2 separate regions of the Mus musculus genome follow, and region 2 is linked to region 1. Evidence: chromatin contacts called from ENCODE POLR2A ChIA-PET data. All regions are on one chromosome and are shown on one strand. The core of a region is the stretch at or near the end of the contact, and the rest is flanking DNA. Distances in the headings are between cores, read along the strand shown.

What was found. ChIA-PET counts read pairs that join two places held with the same protein, here RNA polymerase II (POLR2A).
Region 2: POLR2A ChIA-PET joins it to region 1 with 12 read pairs in embryonic stem cell. The contact joins the enhancer-like site here to the promoter of Qk in region 1. POLR2A ChIA-PET finds 5 or more read pairs at or near these places in 5 of 5 experiments (Patski and embryonic stem cell).

Annotation. Positions count from the first base shown.
Region 1 is chr17:10,317,512-10,321,065 of GRCm38, reverse strand. Qk (quaking) reads left to right here and starts at 1,705. Exons shown (of 8, transcript NM_001159517.1): 1 at 1,705-2,334. The coding sequence starts at 2,193. It overlaps Gm46608, which reads left to right. Exons shown (of 1, transcript XM_017317774.2): 1 at 1-1,415. The coding sequence starts at 721. The coding sequence ends at 1,347. Cahm (colon adenocarcinoma hypermethylated RNA) reads right to left here and starts at 1,147. Exons shown (of 1, transcript NR_037588.1): 1 at 1-1,147.
Region 2 is chr17:10,439,626-10,443,179 of GRCm38, reverse strand. All of the region lies in intron 4 of Pacrg (PARK2 co-regulated), which reads left to right. Among named protein-coding and RNA genes, the nearest start is that of A230009B12Rik, 15 kb to the left of the region's middle. Within about 2 kb of position 1,704, at least 1 of the 3 ENCODE cell types and tissues checked has a DNase peak (open chromatin) inside an H3K27ac peak, as active enhancers do.

The DNA of each region.
Region 1 (3,554 bases), core at 456-2,955:
AATGTAGTAACAGCTTTTTGATCAAATTATTCCATGCTTTCACTAATTTATTGTTTAGAGATAATTAAGGGATTATCTATAGTACTAAGAACTACTATAGCCATTGTTGGAAAATTAAAATTATTTCAATTACATGTTAACTTTGTTCATCATTTGCTCTAAAAAACGTAGTTTAATGGACAACTAGAAAACCAAAACCCAAACCAACCCAAACTGTAGTCTTTAAATAAAATAATCAGAAGCTACTGGCCAGGAAAAGAGTAAAATTGCTTTAAATACCGTTGGTACCACACAAACTTCGAAAATGCTCTTTAGAAATCGCGTAAATCAAAGTTTAAAACAACAACAACAAAAAAAGCAATCCAACTAGCCTGCTTACGTACACATTTAAAATACAGTGAGATGATTCCCAGAAAATTATAGCCAGGGCCAACTCTCAAAATGGTTAATTTGACAATCTTGTCTACATTTTAATGGAGCATGTTATAGAGAACTTGCAACAAAACAGGGATGATGCAGATTTAATGACCGACAGCTTCTATAAATCGCAGGACTTCATTGCTGCAATTCGGAACATTGTTTCCGAAACAAATGTAACCGGCAGAACTTCCTCTACACGCCATAGAAAGCCCCTGTCCTGGCCCTCTGCCTGTCATTTATTTATTTATTTTTGTCAAGTAGGTAAAAATAGGCGTTGGCCACTTCGTTTTTTCCCCGAATATGTACTCCTCACACAGGCTCCCTTGTGCGGGGGCCGCACCGCTGAGGAGCCAGCGCCTCCGCCACCAGGGACTGGAACCTGCGGTGAGGATTAACGGAACCGCGCGTCACGCCGCATGGAACAGAGCCCGCCCGCACGCCCGTGGGTGCGCACGCGTGTGCCGTCTCCGCCCACGGTCCGGGGCCGCCTCGCAGCCCACGGCAACGCGAGGCCCGTCACGCGTGGCGCTGGCTCCAGGGGAAACCTCACTGGAGTCCCTACCGCCGGAGACACTTGCGGTGTGGGCGCCCACGCCAACTCAGTCCGCCGCCACCTCGCACCCCAAGCGATCCGACGGCCGGGTTTCCCGCCCCGCGAGGTGGGCGCCGCGCCAGAACGGTTCGGTCCCGCTCCTCCGTCCGCAGGCCATCTTCGTCCCGCTCCACCCCCACGCAGGCGCGCTCCAGGCCCGCTTCCCCCCCACCCCCCGCCCCCACGGCGCGCTCTCCGCCAGGTGGGGCGGAGCGACCCTCGGAAGGGGCGTGGTCACAGTCCTCGACGCGCGCACGCGCTCTCAGCCTCTCGGCTACGTGTCTGGACACGTGACGCCCACCCGAGAGTCCCCAGTGAAGCAACAGGACGTTTAAAAAAAAAAAATTTTTTTTTTTTTGAGGGGGTAGCGAGGAAGGTGGACGAAGAGGTTTAAGAAAAAAAAAAAAAACCCAAACTATAGTAACGCGCGCGGACGCGAGGCCCGGGCGGCGGCGAGCGCAGCGCGTCGCGGAGAGTCCCGCCGGGATTCCTCTCAGCCGCCGCACCCGACCGCGCCCGCCGCCTCAGCAACAGCGCGCCGACGAGCCAGCGCCGCCGCCCGCGTCCCCCTCAGCCGCGACCCCGGCCCCGCGCGGGCGGCCACCGGCGCGCGTCCTCCCCGCCGCGGCCCGGCCCTGCGCCGGCCGTCCCGCCCGAGCGGCCAGGGGCGGCGGCGCCGCCTGAACTGAGGCGAACTCCGCCGCCAAGTGAGTGAGGAGGAGGAGAGCCGCGGAGGAAGAGGAGGAGCGCAGTCGGAGCGCGGCGGCGGCGGCGGCGGCGGTAACGCGGAGCGCCGCGGCGGACAGCACCGCAGACTCGCGAGCTCCGGCGCAGGCGGCGCGACCGGCCGACGAGCGGCCCCCCGGCTCCTCGCGGCGCAGCGGCCCCGCGCCGCGCTCGGCCCGAGACCCGCCTCTGCCGCCGGCCTCGCGAGGGGAGCCGCGCCGGGCGGCCGAGGAGCGGCGGCCGCGGCGCGTCGGGCCGGGCGAAAGTGCCTGCGGGGGGCGGGCGGGCGCGCGGAGCCGGCCGCCCCGGGGCTCGGCGCGGGAGCCGGAGCGGGAGCCGGCGCGGAGCGGGACGCCGCGTCCCGAGCGGCCGGCGGCCGGAGCTCGCCCCCGCCCCTCCCTCCTCTCCTCCGGCGGCGGCGGCGGCGGGCGGAGTGAGCTGCGGAGCCTGGAATATGGTCGGGGAAATGGAAACGAAGGAGAAGCCGAAGCCCACCCCAGATTATTTGATGCAGCTGATGAACGACAAGAAGCTCATGAGCAGCCTGCCCAACTTCTGCGGGATCTTCAACCACCTCGAGCGGCTGCTGGACGAAGGTGAGGCGCCCGGCCCCGGCGCGGCGGCCCGGGATGGCGGGGCGGCGGGAAGGTCAGGCGGGCGGGCGGGCGGGCGCACAAAGGCGGCGCGGGCGGCTCGCGGCCCGGCCGGGGCCGGGCCAGGCCCGAGGGCGGACCCGGGAGCGCGCGGGGCTGCGGGGCTGCGGCCGGCTCCCGACGGCGCGGCGGCTAGGCTCCCCGCCATCCCGGCCATCTCGGCCGGCCCGGCGGGGCCACGCGATTCCCCGAGCTCCGCCTCGCCTGGCCCGCGGAGCCCCGGCTTAGCGGGCTCTTTTCGGTAGAGTTGCGTGGCCCGCAGTACCCGATCGGACCCCGAGATGTCCAGGAATCACGTAGGGTACCGAAGAAAAGTAGTGCTTATGTGGCCGAAGGCGAGGACGAAATGACAGAGTAGAACACTTTTTGTCCTTTTGTTTGGGGAAGCGAGAACTGTTTGGGAGTTTAACTTCACTTTTTTTTTTTTCTTTAGTCTGTGGTGGTGGTGGTGGGGGAGGAGTACGAAATACCGCGAGGACAGACCTGAACGGAATCCGAGTTTGGAAGAACTGGGGCGGAGGGTTCGCTCCCGGCGTAGCCGCCTGCGTTTGCAGGGCGGGGAGCTGGAAGTTTGAAAGGACGGGGATAAAATAGAGCAGAAGTTTGCACAAGCCGAGTTAGGAGCGCTGTGGGGAGCGAAGACTGACTGGAGATTAATGCTGGTCAGCTCTGGAATTCCTTTAGGAACTACTCATAGCAGCGACCTGGAGTGTTAGTTCCCAGTAGCTGTAGGTTTCTGTGGACGCCCGGGGCGGGGTTGGGGGGTGGGATAGGACCAACAAGTCTGTTTTAAATCGAGTAGCGAGTAGTTTCTGTCTTCTCTTTTAAAGTCTCTGAGTGGACTGTTTAAAGGAAGCGGAAAACTATGTTGTACAGATGAACATGGATTTTAGGATCTTGAGAAGAATGTCGAAAAATTTTAGAGATAGCTGGGGATATCTGCTGGCATGTCAGGGAAGAACAAAAGACTCCCGAGCTAAAAGATGATTAAAGAGTCATCCTCAGAGCTTCCGTTGGATGGGGAGCTTTGGGCAGTATTTAAAACAGAAAACATTCAGCTATTACACATGAACATGCAACAGCAACACATCGAAAGAGGCATTTTTTATTGTTGGGTTGGTATATTTGTTAGTGTTAAATTGCCCTGGAGAAAAAACTTGAAC
Region 2 (3,554 bases), core at 455-2,954, 120 kb before region 1:
GTACTCCATTGTGTAAATGTACCACATTTTCTGTATCCATTCCTCTGTTGAGGGGCATCTGGGTTCTTTCCAGCTTCTGGCTATTATAAATAAGGCTGCTATGAACATAGTGGAGCATGTGTCCTTCTTACCGGTTGGGACATCTGGATGTATGCCCAGGAGAGGTATTGTGGGATCCTCCGGTAGTACTAGCATTACAATATCTTTAAGGACCTTGAGCTGTTTCTTCAACTTGAGGAGTCTGAATATGAGAAAACTAGGAATTTATAAACAGTCATTCCATCAACTAAGACAAGAGGCAGTGGCCCAGAACTCAGGAGTTCTAATCCCAGCCCCTTGTGCTTTCCAAAGCCATGCAGACAGACAGCTTGGACACAGCCCATCTGGAGAGCAGCAGGACCTCGTGTTCTGTGGTGAAACCAGAACATGGCTTCTTAGCAACTCTCCCAGGAGTTCTGTGCTCCTGGAGGCCACTGGCCAACTATCCCCACCCGCTTTGCTTATGCAGATGTTTCTTGGTTGTTAAGATCAGTTAGATGTACCACCCATGGGTCCTCCAAACCCAGCTCCCCCGCTGGCATGCTCAGCCCCGACACTTGCACCTAGCCTATGAGTGTCTCTGTTACAGCTCCCATCTTCCAGATGTCCTAAGGTCCTCTCGCATCCCCATGTACTGACTCAACTGACCCAGCCTGCTGTTACTCCAGTCACTCCACCCATGCCTCACTTTGGGCCTGGGAGGAGACTAGCTTCTAGAACCTTCTACTCTGGCATTGGGTTCTGAGCACTGCTTCTCATCTTTTACTTGTTCCCTTTTCTATGTCCCTCCTCCCCAGCATGTGTCCCTTCCCCTTCTAGAAGGTGGGGGGAATTCTCCCACAGCACTCCTCTGAGGCTGAGGGATGAGGAGGGAAGCTGGAGAGGAAGGAAGGTTTCCATGCTGTGGCCCTCTGGAAGGCCTCATGAGTCCCAAAGGTCAAAACACTCGCGCCCTCGTAAAGAGGATTCTCCTCTCCTCACAGGGCCAGAAAGCCCTTCAGCTCCTCCAGCCCAGGTATCCTGTCGCGTCCATGTTAGACAGGTCTGCTTTCCATCTTTGGGGGCCCTCTATGGTGTCACCCACTGCTCAGGCACTGCGGGCCTCTGCTCACTGCCATCCAGGCTGTCCCCAGAGCCCCTTTCCCATCATCGGGTCCCTTGCAGGCCCCCGCCCCACCTCTCTCTTCCCCCTTCCTTCCGGCACCAAGCACATGGGCGGGGATCGTCCTTGGTCCCTTCTAAGCCTCACAAAGAACAAGGGCCGGTTGGTCTCTAACCCTGCCATTACTCACAGCTCAATGCTCTAAAGCGCCGAGGTTTTCCTGCCCCTTCTTCCCATAGCCCTGGCAATTGTACTCCCTCGGCCACAGTCATTCTATCTCGATTCCTAATTGCCATTGTAGAAATCTGTGCCTAGCTGAAGCTTGGGGAGCTGCCAATCTGTGCCCTCCCTTCAGATGTAAATGTGTTATGCAAATGCAGCCTGGGGCCCAGAGTGGGACCCCGTGGCCATCCCTGGATAGAGACAGGAAAAGAACACCGCGGGCCAGGGATGCAGAAAACTAAGACAATGCCCCACCCTTCTTCAATGCTGGCTGCTGGGAGAAGACTTCCTGTCTCCACGCTTCCCCCGCCCACTCCCAAGGCTCACACAGACTGCTACTTGGGGGTCACTGTTCCTTGGCATGTGTGGCCCTAGGAACCTGGGCATGCTGCTTAACTGTACTTCTCCAAGATCTCAGGACCCTAAAGGGGAGGGTGACATTATGTACAGATCCCTTCTTTAATCACCTGTCTGAACAGGACATTAAAATCGGTTGTAGCTAGTGGCACTGTATCAGCACAGATACCTTGCCATCCCAAGGAAAGAAAACTTTGAAAAGGGGTTGTATGGCCATTTTCAGTAGAGGCCTTTCCTTCTCTGTCTTGGCTGCCCCCATCCGTGGGGTCCTAAGCTATCACCTGTCACCCTCACTTCTGCCTCCTTGCTCTTGGACCCAGAAAGACCCAGAAAACTGTCCCCTCTCTAGGCATTAGCTGACTCAGAGGGTTCCTTGGATCTCTAACAGCAACCTAGTCCACAGAAAGCTCTCAGCCCATCAATTCATAAGCCCTCCAGACCATTAGGCATGTGACTTTGGGCTCTGCTGTGCCAGGGGCTCTTCTAAGCTATGGGCGGGATAAATTTATGAACCTTTTTGCCTGGGACCAGTGCTTCCAGCTTCACGGTTGTTTATTGGTATTATCATTGGATGTGAGGGGAAAAATTACCAATAGAAATGTACTCTGAACTAAACTAAACTCTGGGAAAATGCCCCCAGCCCGTGGTATTGAGCTGTTTGTCCTTACTCAAAATGTAGCATTATTTAAATCCACAGCCCCGCCATATCGTTCCGAATTTGGGAGAAGGCAAAAGGAACTCCTTCAACCCTGGAATATCATTTATGCTGTAAAGTGCTTTAAAAAATCAAAAACCTTTCAAGTGAAATTAACTTAAGAGGGAGTGATTTCTTAGCTCCCGCCTGCCCCTCAGCATCCTGGGAAGAGAACCTATGTAGAAATGTGCACTTGAACTCGCAGTCCAGGGGGAATCTCCTTCATGTAGCTTCAAGGTAGATCTGTAATTATCCAACAGCTCACAGCCCCTGATCAAACGGGATCTCTCTGATCCTCTTAGAGAAGACACCACCTCTCTTTTTTTCATGTCTATCAACAAATCACAAATTAGCACATGTCTATGAAAGCCATTTATGGCTTGGCCTGTCTCTCAGATGTGCCATGGGCATGCCGTTATGCCCTCCCTTGCACTGGTTCCATCCAGACCTGCAGACAGAAGTCTGCAGGGATGTTTCTCAGGGAAAACAGACCTAGTTTGCCTAAAATGTGAATTTGTCTGATAATGTGAAAAGCAAATATGTATTCTTGCCTCAAGGCCTGAGGTTTTAACAACTTCTAAGTTGGAGAGTTTGCCGCTGCACCCCACATGACCACCTCCCTCCACCCCCACCCCCCAGACATGTTACTTGTAGCCAAGACTTTGAGGAAAGGGAGCCAGAAGCTGATGACTGTAACAATGGACCCCATTCCCCAAAGAAGAGCAGCTCGCTGGAGCATGTGCCTCCACCACAGAGTCTAGGCCTGAGGGGGGAATCACATGACAGCCACATTTGCCTTTCCCCTTGAGGACAACCTACGGAGCACACTGCCTGCCGGGGACCAGAACCCCATGCCAGTGAAGGCCTCCTACCCTGAAACACAGCAGTTGCACACGTTCTTCCCCTCTGGTTACAAAAGCCGTTGGCAGTCTCTGTCGGCTGCGCAGGCAGCAGCAGTGGGAAATGGCCTCACGGGAGGCGCATTACACTTTCCCACCAAGATCAGGAAGTAATGACCTAGAGTAAGGTTAAAAATGGCATCCCCCAAAACAATTTACAAAAGGCCTATTACCTAGCAATTTCACATTCGAATGCAATTACATCCGTGTTATTAGTACATCACAAATGCCACTAATATGA